Linked DNA regions of Homo sapiens: region 2 is linked to region 1. Evidence: read pairs that join two places in POLR2A ChIA-PET (ENCODE). Cell type or tissue: OCI-LY7. All regions are shown on one strand. Links, peaks and the distances in the headings refer to the core of each region. The heading gives the core; the rest is flanking DNA. Region 1 overlaps EPB41L1 (erythrocyte membrane protein band 4.1 like 1). Region 2 overlaps RBL1 (RB transcriptional corepressor like 1).

What was found. Peaks named below come from ENCODE experiments on the same cell type or tissue, not always from the same donor. Only the 100,000 strongest peaks of a DNase experiment are listed, where the experiment ranks them.
Region 2: POLR2A ChIA-PET joins it to region 1 with 6 read pairs; 1 of 35 experiments calls an interaction of 5 or more read pairs at or near these places.

The regions. Positions count from the first base shown.
Region 1 is chr20:36,212,585-36,220,917 of GRCh38, forward strand. It overlaps EPB41L1 (erythrocyte membrane protein band 4.1 like 1), which reads left to right. Exons shown (of 22, transcript NM_012156.2): 17 at 1,773-1,856; 18 at 6,292-6,378; 19 at 7,177-7,260. LOC105372602 (a long non-coding RNA gene) reads right to left here. Exons shown (of 3, transcript XR_936695.2): 2 at 7,141-7,344; 3 at 753-792. Among named protein-coding and RNA genes, the nearest start is that of AAR2, 20 kb to the right of the region's middle. RefSeq lists an enhancer at 1-553. In OCI-LY7, for the core only: CTCF peaks have their summits at 2,291 and 2,495; a DNase peak (open chromatin) is centred at 2,297.
Region 2 is chr20:37,039,070-37,047,402 of GRCh38, forward strand. It overlaps RBL1 (RB transcriptional corepressor like 1), which reads right to left. Exons shown (of 22, transcript NM_002895.5): 12 at 7,984-8,121; 13 at 5,017-5,181; 14 at 1,084-1,216. Among named protein-coding and RNA genes, the nearest start is that of RBL1, 53 kb to the right of the region's middle. RefSeq lists enhancers at 4,355-4,454, 5,195-5,364. In OCI-LY7, for the core only: no CTCF peak of the experiment used is centred there; DNase peaks (open chromatin) are centred at 4,712 and 5,182; H3K4me3 peaks cover 971 bases; H3K27ac peaks cover 1,904 bases.

The sequences.
Region 1 (8,333 bases), core at 34-8,033:
GACCATACTTCTTAAAGCCTCCATTTAGCCATCCATAAAATGGGAATGACCCTGTCTACCCCTTCCTCCTGGGCATATTGGGAGGACTGTACTGACTAGTGGATTGGGACCTTGGTGTTCACATTGCTTGGAGGAGTTGGAGAGGTTTCTTGAGGTATCTCAGGGGCTGCTTGAGGAGAGAAGAGGGAGAGATCCCAATTCAGCTTCAGTCAGAATAGCTCACCTTGGGTCATTTTTTATGCATTAGAGTTCCACATCAGATCAGTAAAATGAACAAAGTGAAAGAAGAAAACCGAAGATCATGTGTCTTGACAAGAAGCAGCATCCTGACCACCTGGAGAAAGCCGTCAGGCATAGGCACAGGCCCACGACTTCCAGTCCATTCCCTGCACTCCTTCCATGCTTTTTAAACTTAGGAAGTTAAGATTGAGGATCTGATAGATGCCCTCCTGGTTTTTCCTGGCCAGAAGAGCTACAATGCTAGGAGCTTTTTTGCTCTGAGACTAACCTTTTCCTGAAGAACTGAAATAAGACCAGGCACAGTGGCTCACATCTGTAATCCCAGCACTTTGTGAGGCCAAGGCAGGCAGATCGCTTGAGCCCAGGGGTACAAGACCAGCCTGGGCAATATAGGGAGACCCCAGCTCTACAAAAAATACAAAAATTAGCTGGGCATGGTAGCACATGCCTGTAGTCCCAGCTGCTCGGGAGGCTGATGTAGGAGGATCACTAAAACCCAGGAGGTCGAAGCTGCAGTGAACTATGAGCTATGATTCCACCACTGCATTCCAGCTTGGGTGACAGGGAAAAAAAGAGAGAGAAAGAGAAAACTGAAATAAGACATAAACCAATACAACATGGGCAATTCTTTTGTTTCCAGATTTCTTTCTCCCACTTTTATAATGATGGTAGGAGTTTATGAGGCCGTCTACTACAGGTCAGGACTCTTGAGTTCTGATGAGCTGTGTGACCTTGGGCAAGCTGCTTCCCCCACTGACCTGTTTTGTTTTAGTAACACGTGTTTCTGTTGTGTTTTCATACAGAAAAGTATAAAGAAACTAAAATTGGCCCTAGATCCCACAGCCCAGTAACCCTTATTGACATAAAAACAAAACAACAAAAAAAGTTTATAGTTATACAATTCAAGCAGAACAAAATGGGATTTTTCTTATAATATCACCCAGAAAAAAATATAAGCCTATTTCAACACAGATACCTACATCTCTATATACTTAACAATGTTTACACAGAAGTGATCATTTTCTTACAACTTACCTTTCTTCTTAGTAATTATTTTGGAGATCACTCCTTGTTGGCATACATAGACCCACCTTACTCTTGATCATCTCAGTTAGGAGGCAAATCTTGATTTATTTCGCTGTCTCCCAATGGCTCGCCCTGTGATTGTTTTTGTTTTGTGCAATTCACTATCAGCGCTCGTGAATTTCCTTGCTCATACTTCTCGGTGAGCTTTTCAAAGGTTATATCCAAAGAGTCAGTTCCTAGAGATTGCTAGGTCAAAGATTACACGCATTGCAATTTGGATAGAATTTGCCAGATAGTCTGAGATTATTTTTTATTTACCAAATACACTGGTTGAAATGTAATGAGGGCCTGTTGCACCTCTGTGATTTGGTCTGTGTGCAGCCCCCTGCCAGTGATGTTCACTCACACAGCCTGTCACTTTGTAACTGGGAGGCCGTGAGCCCAGGTGACAGATGCTGCAGGTATACCCAGCTCTCCCCAGCTCTAACGACTCCTCCTCTGGTCAGCAGGTTGATGGGAGTGCCTCAGTGGGGAGGGAGTTCATAGCAACCACTCCCTCCATCACCACGGAGACCATATCGACCACCATGGTAAGTTGAACCCAGGAGGCTTCCCTCTCTGACCAGCCCCCTGCCCCACCAAACAGCCAGAGAACAAGCTAACATCGCCTGGCTGCTTCAGGAAGTTGTGAGCTGCCCTCGCTGCATCAGGCATGGGACATAAGTCAGCTGTTTATTATCTGGGGCTTTAGTTGCCACAGGACATAGTCAGGCCTCAGTTTTCCAAAGTGAGTAATGTGGGCGATGGAATCCCCACTGATAGTGTCAGTTATCTAGGCCATCTCAGCCACAGCAGAGAGAGAGAGAGGATGGTCTTCTTTGGTTATTGGCACCCACGAATCTCATCTTGCATTGAGATTTCATTGGCTCATCTCACCTCCACTCTGAAGGTGAGGCTGGACCCATCCTGGTGGCTGCACATTGTCTCATGCCTTAGACCACTTCCTTGCCTTGGTCAGTAGATGGCGTGTGGTGACCCTAAGTTGGAACCAGGATTTTTGGGACCTCCCTATTGAGGGACCTCATGGTTCTGCTACTTATTTGCTGTCTGACCCATGAAGGAAGGCCCTTGGCCTGAGGTGTCCTCATCTGCAAAATGGCAATAATCCCCATTCTGCAGTTCTTAAGAGACCCCGGCAACACTAGATCCCTTCATGATTAAACAGAACAGATAGCATTTGGCACACAGGTTGTGGTTCCAGTCAATGTGCTGAGACTCCTGAGTGGATAATCTCCGTGGATGCTCACAGACACTGTGAGGTGGATGCTCTTCCCTCCACAACCTTTATAGATGAGGTAACTGAAGTTCAGAGAGGTAAAGCGACTTACCCAAGGTCACACAATCAATAAGTGGTAGTGCCAGGTTATCCCCAGGCCTTCTGACACCAGGAGCCCCACTTTCAACCCCAGCCACTCTGCTCTGCTTCCTTAATCCTGACCATTGTGAACATCAGCCGCATGGGGCTGGGGCTGCGGTTGCAGCCACTACTCGGGCTAGGGAAGGTAGCAGTGCTGGAGCCAGAGAAGTTGTTTTCAAATACTGTTTCTTGCCAACCTCCTGACATACACATAGGAAGGTAATTCCATCAATCTAGACTAGCCAGCAGGTAGGTTTTGAATACACAGAAATTTTAAAATCAATAAGTCCAAACTAGTTACCAGCTTGCACACCTTTCCCTGGTCACTCAGTTCCTCCTCTCCCCTCAGTCCTTCACCACGTGTCATTGGGATGCTTGTAGGGCTAAATTTAAATCCGTTCATATGGTGAGCAGGCACTTATACCATTCATTTACTCATCCATCCATCCATCTATTCATTCATTTGTTCCAAAAACATTTATTAGTCTGTACTATCTGCCTGGTATGGGGGATACAGTTGAAGAAACTATACTGCCTGCTGGAATTCATTCATTCAAATGACCATCATGAGCACCTTTAATGTGCTGTGACCCTGTATTTAGGTTCTGGGCATACAGCGGAGAACAAGGCCCAGCTGTCCCACTTCCTGGCTGGATGACCTTGGGCAAGTCACCCGAACCTCTCCAAACCTCAGTTTTCACTTCTGTAAAATGGGTGAGGGTAGAGGGCAGTAATAGCATGACCTCAAAGGGCTGATGTGAGGGGGAACGAAAGCAATCTGTGCAAAGCCCTGAGAACAGTGCCTGGCGCATAATAAGTGGCCTGAAGATGTGAGCTGCAGTTACTTCTTTCCTGCCTTCATGGGACAGTGTAATAATGCTATCCTAGGGGCCACCAGGAGGACAGCTATGGGGTGACAGCTCTGCCAGGAGGAGCCAGGAAAGGCTTTCCCTAGGCAGGGACATTTGAGTGAGCTATGCTTGAAGGATAAATTAAAGTATGGTCCTGGGGGAAGGCATTCTAGACAGTGGGAAAAGCAAGTGCAAAGGGCAGAAGGGAAGGAGTGCAGCATTTGGGGAAGGACCAGTGGTCAAGAAAGCCAGATGTCAAGCACACGGAGGAGGAGTCGGGGGGGAAGAGCTGGAAAGGAAGGCTAGGCCAGAGCTTGATAGACCTCAAATGTCATATACCAAGTTCAAACTTCTGTCCTGCAGACAATGGGGAATCACTTAAATTTTTTACATTAGGGACATGATGTCATCAGATATGTGTTTCTGTGTTTTAGAAAGATTATTCTAGCAACCTCTGTGGAGGAGGGACTTGAGCAAAAAATTCTTCCCTCCTTCTCTCTCTCTCCTTCCTTCCACAAATATTGATTGAACACCCATGATGTGTATAGTTCTGTACCAGCCACTGTGAATCCAGCTTGAAGAAGGGAACATCCCGGGGCTCTAGGGCCCACATGCCACTGGGAGAGACAGAGAGAGAAGGCAGGGAACCAGCTTAGATGCTGGTGCCCAGGCTGGGGTGGGGCTGGAGTGCAAGGAGGTGGATGCAGAGAAGGGGTCAGGGTTAAGGGATGCCTGGAGGGGGGAAAGCACAGGATTTGGTCGTTGGTAGGATGTTCAGGGGACAAGAGGAAAGATGAGCTCGTGACACCGTTCACTAGCCAATGGTTCTCAAAATGTGGTTCCAGGAACCTGTTAGCAAGGCAGGTCCTTTGGGCTCCTCCTTAGACCTATTGACTCGGAAACTCTAGGGTGGGGCCCAGCAGTGTGTGTTTTTCCAAGCCCTCCAGCTGATGCCTCTGAAGTTGGAGAACTGCTGATGTAAACAGAGTGATGGGGGAAAGTGCTCTTTAGTGACAAGCGTGTGTTGGAAGTGGAAGAAGCAGTGAATTCCTTTCGAGATCGGATGAGTCTGAGGTGCCTGTGGAACATTTCCAGGGCAAAATGTCTAGGACACAACTGGTTTTAAAGGCCTAGGGTCCAATAAATATCTGGGCTATAGGTGAAGGGATAGGGGACTTTGACCTCCATGAGGCAGCAGAAGCTGTTGAGTAGCCGAGGTGGCCCAGAGAGCGGGTGGCAAGTGAGGAGAGCCTGAATGTGGAGGAAGAGAGGGCTGAGTTTGCCTTGGTCAGGGAGAGGAACCACTCCTCCTGGAGGCAGGTGACGGGACTGGCCAAGGATACAGGAGAGGAAGGGAGGAGCAGAGGGTGCCTCGTTTTGAATGACTGATGTCCCTAGTGGTGGCCTCTGTTTTTAGTGTGAAGGTGGAGGTGAGGCTTTGCCCTGGGAAAGACAGAACAATGAGAGAATAAGAGGCTTTAAGGGAGAACTTCCCAGAATGATGCTAGGATTCATAGGGGTTAGTGGCTGTTAAGGGGAAAGGAAGCATTGAGCCCGGAAGCTGCCCTTGGGAAGCCTGCTGCTGGGCCACATTCTGGAACTGCAGGTGCATCTGGGAACGTGCCTTGTGGTGCAGTACCAAGGAACCAGGCTGCTGGCAGCCTCAGCAGGATGCAGGTGTGGGAGCGGCAGGGGAAAGTCAGCGAGTTTCTTTTCTCACCTGTCCCTTGGTAGGCAGAAGTCCAGATCTAGTGCCATGCCTGGACCAGAATCAGAGGTCAGGCCACTGAGGACCTGCAGAATGGACACAGTTCTGGGCCCCTGGACAGACAAGGCTGAGCCCTGAGATGGTGCAGAAAGTAGGAGGTAGAAGCAGGCAGCTGGGCCCTGGCGCCAGATCGGGGGCAGTAAGTCAGGGGACAATTCCAGGAAGATCTAGCAATTAGAATTTAAGGTAGGGCCAAGAGAGCTGTCTGAAGGGAAAGATTCCCAAGGGCAGAGTGGCGTGCACAGTGTGTTGGACTTGGAGTCAGACAACATGGAGTTAAGTTCCAGCTCTACCACTAACTTGCTGGGAGACTGAACTCTTAAGTTTCTCTTGCCCTCCAGTTTCTCATCTGTAAATCAGGAATATTAAAAATAATGCCCAACTGGTGTTATGAGAATTAAACGAGATGAGGCATGTAACATCCTTAAAATGATGCCTCGCACATAGCAAGCACTCAGAAAGTCATTATTATTATTATATTCTAAATAGCCAGCTTATGCCCCTATATTTATCCTATGTATTTTGGTTTGCAAAACCTTTTCTACTCCATTAGCTTCATAGGTTCTGTGTGGGATTGGGGCAAGGGTCCTTTTTTACAGATGAATCTGTGAGGCCCATAGAGAGGAAGTGGCTCTGCCCCAAGTCACATGGCTTGAAGGTGGCAGGGCAGGACACGAGCCTGAATCTGGCAACTCCTCTGCTAGTGCTTCCGGAGAACAATGCCATGTCTTGATCACTACAGTGTTCCTAACGCCAGACAGTCTGTAAATGTTTGTTGAATGAGCGAGTGTGCAAGTGTGCGAGTGAACAAATGTGTGCCTGAGTGAGCAAGGGATGAATGAGGCGGAACTGAACGATGCCTTCAGTCCTTTGCTTCTATTATTTCTACTCAACCTTGTGGTCGTGATAGCTACATGGCCACATGCTCCGCCCATCCTGGGGGCCCACCCGGCTGAGAGCTGGCCATCTGAGCACTATTGTTTCCCCAGGAGAACAGTCTCAAGTCCGGGAAGGGGGCAGCTGCCATGATCCCAGGCCCACAGACGGTGGCCACGGAAATCCGTTCTCTTTCTCCGGTAAGTGGGCAAGGCCAGCTCAGGCTAGGGGACTCCACACTGAGAATATGGGCATGGACCCATGTATGGCTGGCAGGAAGTGCAGCGTTGAGCCCAGAAGGCACCCTTCTAGGTGCAAAGCCAGGAAACTGGACCCTTTTCAGATGCCCACAGGGCTCCCTGGTGCCTGCTAGAATCTCATGAGTGGCCCTCCCCACCGCCCACACATGTAAGTGGGGCATTGGTGACATGTGAGGGTAAAGCGGCCCCTCACCTTGGTGGTGCTGCTGAGGGTTCTTTTGCATCTGCCCTCCCTACTAACCAGGAAGAGCAATGGACTAGGAGGCCAGAGGCTTGGATTCTGGACCTGCCTCTGTTGGTGCCTGCCCAGTGACCCTGAGTCTGTCACTGTAGGGTCTCTTTCAGCTCTTGCATTCTCCAAGTCTGTGGTTCTCATTGTTTAGCTCCGCAGAGAGCGTGCACCTGGCTATGACAGGATGGGGCATCAGGAGGGCTGTGTTTCCACCTTGGATCCTTTTGGTCATTCTTCCATGATGCCAGGATTCTTAAATTCTAGGGTATTGTTAGGATTCTGGGCCTCAGGAATCTTAGCGTCTAGGAATCTCAGACTCCAGGATTTGAGAATTTGATGGGTCTAGTTTTCTGAAGATTCTAGTATTCTTGAATTCTTAATGGCTGAAAGCATCTTGGCTTCGAAACGTCACCTTCACAGAGCCCTTTACCCCACCCCGCCCTCACCCCTCCAGAGCCCACTGTCCTTACCTGACACCCTGGGTGGGGGGTGGTTATATTCTGCAGATCATCGGGAAAGATGTCCTCACCAGCACCTACGGCGCCACTGCGGAAACCCTCTCAACCTCCACCACCACCCATGTCACCAAAGTGAGTAGCAGCAGGGCGCCCCATGCCCCCAGCCGAGCTGCAGGCGAGAAGGTCATGACTGTTGTTCTGCTTCGGCTTCGCCATCTGTAAAGTGGACAGAGAAAACCTGTAGTGTTTACCAGCTTCTGGAATACTGTGCGCTTTGTCCTGTGCCACATGTTGTTCTAGGCACGGGCCCTTCCCACACGGCGTTGACAGCCAGGCTAGGGGGAACAATACTCTCCTCTTTGAAGTAACTGTGAACCATGGCGTGTGCGCCTTGTAGATGGAAAGTGCTGGAGGAATCTAGACGGGGTGACATATGGGAGGCCCTGCAAGAGTCAGGAAGCATCTCCTGGAAGAAGTAGGGACTGAGTAGAGTCTTGGAAAGCCAGGCAGGACACCTGAGGGAGGAGAAGACAGATGCGGGTGTTCTAAGCAAAGCAGAAGAGGGAAGCAGAAATTGTGTGTTTGCTTATTTGTTTGTTCACTGAGCAGATGTTAGTGAGTGTCAACTTTGTGTTAGCCTCTGTGCCAGGGCTGCTGGATGTAGCAGTAAGTGAGGCCTGTTTATGGGACATGAGAAGCACATGTAGGGGGTGTAACTGGGAAATTAGGTTGCACTGGGGGCAGGGAGGTGGAATATAGAGCAAATAACAAATACCAGGACACATTTGACTCTGGAGGATCTGGGCCTCAGGGAGATTGGAAAGCCATGAAGGTTTTTAGATTGGAGAGTAACCCAGTGAACATAGGTTTAAGGAGAGAATATCAGGTCCACCAGGATGTGTAGATAGGTGGGAGAAAGAAGAGGGAGAAGTATGGAGAGAGACGGATAATAAATAACTCAGGCCTGGTGGGGAGGGCCTGGACCAGGGTGTGAGTTAGAGCTCAGGCAGCAAGAGGTAGGGGCAAAGGAGGGAAGCCTTCCTGGGTGACCCAGCAATAAGGACAAGGGCTAGTTGGGAGGCAGGCGGGCTGATGCGTCCACACCTATGTGGCCAGGAGGAAGGCAGGAGGGCGCCTAGCCAGGGCTGGAGGCCTGGAGCAGCCAGGTTGATGAGCCATCAGAGGAGAACTCTGGTCAGTTGCAC
Region 2 (8,333 bases), core at 69-8,068, 830 kb after region 1:
ACTGATTTTTAAAAATCCAAGCGCTATATAATCCACAAGATACACACATCAGCTCGCTACATCACAAGAGAAAATAAGGAAGAATGAACTAAAATCTTTCCATTGGTAAGTCTCAAAATGAACTATTTTAAGAATAAAAATAACTAGTTTATTAGATGAACTTAAGCATTCCAAAGAGAATACAAATTTTATTTTGCTTTAAATGTTTTTCTACAGAGACATACACAGGCAAAGGAAGAATATAAATTTGGGAAATTTGGAAAAGTAGGTATTTAGCTTAGTGATATGGTTTGGCTGTGTCCCCACCCAAATCTCATCTTGACTGTAGTTCCCATAATTCCCACGTGTCATGGGAGGGACCAGGTGGGAGGTCACTGAATCATGGGGGTGGGTCTTTCCCATGCTGTTCTCCTGATAGTGAATAAGTCTCATGAGATCTGATGGTTTTATCAAGAGGAGTTCCCCTGCACAAGCTCTCTTGCCTGCTGCCATGTAAGATGTGCCTTTGCTCTTCCCTTTGCCTTCCACCATGATCGTGAGGCCTCCCCAGCCATGTGGAACTGTGAGTAAATCAAACCTCTTTCCTTTATAAATTACCCAATTTTGGGTATGTCTTTATTAGCAGTGTGAGAACAGGCTAATACACTTATCTTGTTTTTTCCTTTCTTCTTTTTCTTTTTTTCTGGGACATGAGGGGGGTCTCACTATTTCGCCCAGGCTGGGTTCAAACACAATCCTCAATACTCCTGCCTCAGCCTTCTGAGTAGCTAGGACTACAGAAAGATGCCATCGTGCCTGACTTTAGCTTATTTAAACAGTTCTCCATTAGCATTCAGGAAAGATTACATATATTTATTAAATAAATTACATTTAAAATTCTATTAATATAGAATACACTATAGTATATAATATAGTGTACAATGAGCTACACAGGGGTGCTGGCACAAGCATCAAGCTCCTTTTCGAACCCTGCTGAATAAATTAGATTTCTTAATAACATACTCACAAGACTTAAAATTTTCCCTGAAAAAAAGCCAAATGCCCTTTGTTACTTTTTCATTCCTTTACCAATGTTGAACCTACCTCTTCGAAGACTCCCACTGTCAGTTCGAACTTCCTTGACTCTTGGGTGCATTAGAGGAGACATTGGCATCAGGGGAAGATGTCCCTGCACATTTCCTCCATTTCCTGTTTCAAAGTTATTTGGGAATATAACCTGTAGAAAACAAAAACCCTTTGATTTACATATAGATAAACTTGCTGATTAAAACTTATTAAAAATGTTTTCTTTTCTTTTTTTGAGATAAAGTCTCATTCTGTTGCCCAGGCTGGAATGCAGTGGCACGATTTCAGCTCACAGCAACCTCCAACGCCCGGGGTTCAAGTAATTCTCCTTCCTCAGCCTCCTGAGTAGCTGGGACTACAGGTGTGTGCCATCATGCCCGGCTAATTTTTGTATTTTTAGGAGAGACGAGGTTTCACCATGTTGGCCAGGCTGATCTCGAATTCCTGACCTCAGATGATTCACCCACCTCAGCCTCCCAAAGTGCTAGGATTACAGGTGTGAGCCACTGTGCCTGGCCGAAAAAGTGTTTTCTTAACTTTTTTTTACTATTTTATTTCTTTCTCACTTCTTCACAAAATACAACTTGGATAAAGTGCTCAATTCTTAATGTTAACGAACGTATGGAAAGAGTTCATTTCATTTAACCTTATAATTTATATAGGTAAGTTACCAACCACAAGAACTAAACCTCTGAGGTAGGCAGTATCATTCTCCATTTAGGGATGAGAAAATTGAGGATCTGAATGTGAAATTTGCCCAAGGTCACACAACTAGTAAGTTATAAGAGCAACGGCTTCAATACTAATCCTTCTTCAAGTTCACAGCTTTTTTGAACTTGAAGGAGTCTGAAGTTCTTCAATGGAAATAAACTGATGAATACTGAAGAGTGGCCCAATAAGTTACTGTCTGCTGCAAAAGACCAAAGAAGTATGGAAGAGAGATTTCAAGAAACCATCTTCTTTCCAATTCCTCCTGGCCTTGGACAGTTCTAGTAGTTTGGGATTAGGGAAAAATTCAAGAAGATTAATGAAGTACATAAGGAGACAAAACAAAGAATCAAAAGACACGAGTTACAAAAGAATAACAGAAGTAGACAAAAAAAACCCCACAATTTCTCACGATACTACTATTAAAAATGTAATTTGTGCACAACTCTGGGCACACATTTTTAATTTTTATTTATTTATTCATTTAATTTTTTTTTGAGACACAGTCTCGCTCTGTTGTCCAGGCTGGAGTGCAATGGCACGATCTCAGCTCACTGCAACCTCCGCCTCCTGGGTTCAAGCAATTCTCCTGCCTCAGCCTCCCAAGTAGCTGGGATTATGGGTGTGTGCCACCATGCCCAGCTAATTTTTTGTATTTTTAGTAGAGACGGGGTTTCACCATATTGGCCAGCCTGGTCTCGAACGCTTGACCTCAGGCAATCCACTTGCCTTGGCCTCCCAAAGTGCTGGGATTATAGTCATGAGCCACTGCACCAGCCTCTGTTTTTTATTTTTTAATTCTGAATACCACCAATGAAAAGTGTTCAATCTTTATACAGACATTTGAAAATTTTTAAGTAAGTTTAATGGTTTCCTAGACATGATATCAAAAAGCAGAAGCAAAAGAAAAAATATCTGAATTGGACACCATCAAAATTAAAAATTTTTGCATTTCAAAGACACCATCAAGAAAGTGAAAAGACAGGCCAGGTGCAGTGGCTCATGCCTGTAATCCCAGCACTTTGGAAGACCATCCTGGCTAACACGGTGAAACCCTGCCTCTACCACAAATATAAAGAAATTAGCTGGGCGTGGTGGTGGGTGCTTGTAGTCCCAGCTACTCAGGAGGCTGAGGCTGGAGAATGGCGTGAACCCGGGAGGTGGAGCTTGCAGTGAGCCGAGATCACGCCACCGCACTCCAGCCTGGGCAACAGAGCAAGACTTTGTCTCAAAAAAAAAAAAAAAAAAAGAAAGTGAAAAGACAACCTAGAAAATGGGAGAAACATTTTGCAAATCATTTATCTGATAAGGGATTTGTATCTAGAATAGATGAAGAACTCCTATAATTCAATAATAAAAAGACAACCCAATTACAAAATGGGCAAAAGATCTGAATAGACATTTCTCCAAAGAAGATATGCAAACAGCTTACAAGCACATAAAAAGATGTTGATCATCATTAGCCACCAGGGAAATGCAAATAAAACCACAATGAGATATTACTTCACTCCTACTAGAATGGCAGGATTAAAAAGGCAGATAATAACAAGCATTAGCAAGGATATGAAGAAACTGGAATCTTTCTACATTGACCGTAGGAACAATAAAATGGTGCAGCCATTTTAGAAAGCAGTCTGACAGTTTCCCAAAAGCTTAAACAGAGTTACCATATGAACCTGCAATTCCACTCCAAGAAAAATGAAAACATATGTACATATGTTCACACAAAAACTTGTGCCTGAATGTTCATAGCAGCATCAATCATAATAGCCAAAAGGGGTTAGTTGTGGTGGCTCATGCCTGTAATCCCAGCACTTTGGGAAACTGAGGTGGGAGGATCGCTTGAGCCCAGGAATTCAAGACTAGCCTGGGCAACATAGGGAGATCCCATCTCTACAAAAACTACAAAAATTAGCCAGGTGTGGTGTGTGTGCCTGTAGTCCCAGCTACTCAGAAGGCTGTGGGGAGATCATTTGTGCCTGGGAGGTTGAGGCTGCAGTGAGCCGTGATGGCGCCACTGCACTCCAGCCTGGGTGACAGAGTGAGATCTTGTCCCCCCCCCTCCAAAAAAAAAAAAAAAAAAGTCAAAAGGTGGAAACAACTCAAATATTTATCAACCGATGAATGGATAAATAAAATGTAGCATCCATACAATGGAATATTACTTAGCAACAAAAGGAAATGAGCCAGATGTGGTGGCTCACACTTGCAATTCTAGCACTTTGGGAGGCTGAGATGGGAGGACTGCTTGAGCTCAGGAGTTTGAGATCAGCCTGTGCAACATGGCAAGATCCTGTCTCTACACACACATGCGCGCGTGCACACACACACACACACACACACAATTAGCCGGGTGTGGCCAGGCGCGGTGGCTCAAGCCTCTAGCCTCTAATCCCAGCACTTTGGGAGGCTGAGGCAGGTGGAGCATGAGGTCAGGAGTTCAAGAACAGCCTGGACAAGATGGTGAAACCCCGTCTCTACTAAAAAAAGTACAAAAAAAATTAGCCGGGTGTGGTGGTGGGTGCCTATAATCCCAGCTACACGGGAGGCTGAGACAGAGAATTGCTTGAACTGGGAGGCAGACGTTGCAGTGAGCCGAGACTGTGCCACTGCTCTCCAGCCTGGGTGACAGAGCAAGACTCCATCTCAAAAAAAGAAAAACAGAAAGAAAAAAAAATTAGCCGGGTGTGGGTGTGGTGGTATGTGCCTGTGGTCTCAGCTACTTGAGAGGCAGAAGGACAGTTTGGGCCGAGGAAGTTGAGGGTGTAGTCAGTGCACCATCTTTGTCCACTGCACACCAGCCCGGGCAAGAGTGAAACCCCGCCTTAAAAAAAGAGAGGAAATGAAATACCGATACATTCTACAACATGGATGAACCTTAAAAACATTATGCTAAGTGACAGATGCCCAGTCAAAAGGGACTACATTTTTATGATTCCATTTATATGAAATGTCTAGAATAGGCAAATTTATGGAGACAGAAAGTAGATTAGTGGTTACTTACAGCTAGGGAGAAGATTCGGGGGTAGGGAAGTGATAGCTAAAGGATGTAGGTTTCTTTTTGAAGTGATGACTATATTCTAAAATTGTGGTTATGGCTGCACATATCTATTTATATACTAAAACCACTGAATTGTACACTTAAAATGGGTGAACTCTATGGTATAGGAATTATCTCTCAATAAAGCTGGTTTTTTTTTTTTTTTTTTTAATGATACGATTATCAGCCTTGCCCAGACTCACTTCTTCACAGGTAGGAACTTTGTTTGCAGAAACCTGGAGAGCCTCCCACAGTGCAGAATCGTGACTCCATGCTAAACTCTCCAAAATCTGTTCTTCAATGCTGTTTAGGTGTTTCACCATGTCCCTTGAGAGCCCCTCTTCTGAGCGGATCACCACCTCAATAACCTGCAGAGGAGAAAGTGAGAAGGCAATGTGGTTTCAAGCAGTTAGTTCTAGTCTGGACTTGCATGTAGGACTAGCTGTGGCTTTCTTCTTCTTCTTCTTTTTTTTGAGACGGAGTTTCCCTCTGTTGCCCAGGCTGGAGTACAGTGGTGTGATCTTGGCTCACTGCAACCTCTGCCTCCCAGGTTCAAGTGATTCTCCTGCCTCAGCCTCCCGAGTAGCTGGGATTACAGGCACCTGCCACCACACCTGGCTAATTTTTGTAGTTTTTAGTAGAGCCGAGGTTTCACCATGTTGGCTAGGCTGGTCTAGAACTCCTGACCTCAGGTGATCTGCCCGCCTAGGCCTCCCAAAGTGCTGGGACTACAGTTGTGAGCCACTGCGCCCGGCCACTGTGGCCTTATTCTGTGGCACAGAACCAAAGTCATCTTTGAACCATAATTCTGTGGCTTACTAACATCTTCTAATTTATAAAGGAGTTTTTAAGTTCTTTAAAATATGTTCACATATATTTCTGTTTTTCACGTTTTATATTATAAATGACAACTTGAGGCAACGATAGGTGAAAACTGGTCAACAGACCAACAGTGGGAGAAGTCAGGTCTTGGGTTCCAAGTCTAGTTCTATTTTGAATGTATTGCTCCTTTCCAGACTATTTTTTCCACTAACTCAAAATAACAGAATGAATGAACTATTTAAAGTGACTTTGCGTATATACACTATAATTCCATTTTATAAGGGAAGTATCTAGAATAAAGTTTATATACACAAAATATTAATAATATGATTGTTAATAGATTATGATGTATGACTTTAATATTCACATTTATTTACTTATTTATTTATTTATTTATTTATTTATTTATTTATTTATTTTGAGACGGAGTCTCACTCTGTCACCCAGGCTGGAGTGCAGCGGCGCCATCTCGGCTCACTGCAATCTCTGCCTCCCAGGTTCAAGCGATTCTCCTGCCTCAGCCTCCCGGGTAGCTGGGACTACAGGCACGTGCCCCCATGCCTGGCTAATTTTTTGTATTTTTAGTAGAGATGGGGTTTTACTATATTAGCCAGGATGGTCTCAATCTCCTGACCTCATGATCCGCCCGCCTTGGCCTCCCAAAGTGCTGGGATTATAGGCATGAGCCACCGTGCCTGGCCCACATTTATGTTTATGATTTTCTTCAATGAGCACATATCATTTATGTCATTTAAAAAAACAAAGGAGGCCGACACAGTGGCTCATGCCTGTAATCCCAGCACTTTAGGAGGCCACAGTGAGAGGATTGCTTGAGACCAGGAGTTCGAGACCAGCCTGGGCAACATAGTGAAACCGAGTCTCTATTGAAAAAAAAGGCATTTAGCTGCTTGAATAAAATAAGGATGTTATAAATAAAAACCAATTACTATGAGGTTGTTGACAAAACTAAACTTTTTCCTAATGGCAAAAGTTGAATACACACATTAACATTAAAGTGAGTGTATAGTAGAATCACTTCTCCCTAAGAAACCTAAAAATACTTTAATCACACTCAGTAATTCACACAGATAAGCTTTCCAATGACCTGCATTTTCTACAACTTTAATTCAGGCATACTTTAGGTATAAAAATTTAACTCTTCAAACCAATTTTTCTATCACCAGTAGAAAAGTACCTAGATGACTAAATATTAACTAAATCATGCCAAGAAGCGTAACAGTAGCATTAGTCTTAAAGTTCGATACTATGTAACATTAAACGTTATTGACTGTGATGACTAAACGTTATTGAGGGTGATGATGTAGTTCAATAGCTATGACCTCTGTTTTATTTTGAAAAGATTAACAAAAATAGTTCTAGCAAGAAAAATAAAGGTAAGGTAAGTAAGATTCATTCACACTGAATTAGCTCAAACTTGGGGAAGAAGCATAATCTATTATTACGGCTTTATTAGTTAGACCACCACCAAAATCAATTTTAGGTCTTCCTTCCTCTTGGTAGAAAGCGTTTTTTGTTCTTCATCATGCATTTGTTTAATAGGATTATAATTTTCATTCATAAATATGGAAAATTTGAAGTTAAGTACTAGTTCCAGGTCACATTTTCAAGTCCGTGTTAACAAAGGAACTGAAGCTGTAAGATTGACTTAATTTACTGATACTCTCACCTTCTCTCTCTCTTTTTTTTTCTTTGAAACAGGGTCTTGCTTAGGTGCCCAGGCTGGAGTGTGGTGGCATAATCATACCTCACTGTAACCTCAAACTCCTGGACTCAAGCCATCCTCCAGCCTCAGTTTTCCAAAGTGCTGGGATTATAGGTGTGAGCCACTGTATGCTCAACTCTCTCTTGTGTTCTTGGTTTCACCCAAGAGGAATATATATTATCTTTTTTTTTTTTTTTGAGACAGAATTTTGCTCCTGTCGTCTAGGCTGGAGTGTAATTGTATGATCTCCGCTCACTGCAAACCTCCACCTCCCAGGTTAAAGCAATTCTCCTGCCTCAGCCTCTCAAGCAGCTGAGATTACAGGTGCTCGCCACAATGCCTGGCTAATTTTTTTTGGTATTTTTAGTAGAGACGGAGTTTCACCATTTTGGCCAGGCTGGTCTCGAACTCCTGACCTCAGATAATCCTCCCACCTTGGCCTTTCAAAGTGCTGGGATTACAGGCGTGAGCCACCATGCCTAGCCAGGAATATATATTTTCAGAACACATCTGGAAACACTTTCCAGATATCACAACAGTGTTTTTCTTCAGCACTAAGATAAATACAATGTTTCTGTGAGAAACACTGTTTTCATCTCATAACAGAACTTTGTTTTCATCTCACCTTATAAAAGTAAAATGGTTGCAAGTTGAGAACTTCAATAATCCAAGGAAAAGTACGAGGTGAGCTATAGGCAAAGAGCACAATTTCCAAACAACAAGCCATCAAGGAACGATGAAATATATCTTGCTCTAAAAGAACCTGGGGGAAGAGAAAGACCACAGTTTAATATTTTTCAGCAATTTCAGTCTTTGCCATTCCATAAAGAAACCTATAAAAACAAGAAAAAATAACGTGCAAATTATATTACACTAGATTACTGGAGATAAAAATTTGAGTTCTCAAATTGGTAGTTTTCCTATAATACCTATTCTTGCTCAGTGGGTAGGGAATAAATTTAAATAAGGTGTACA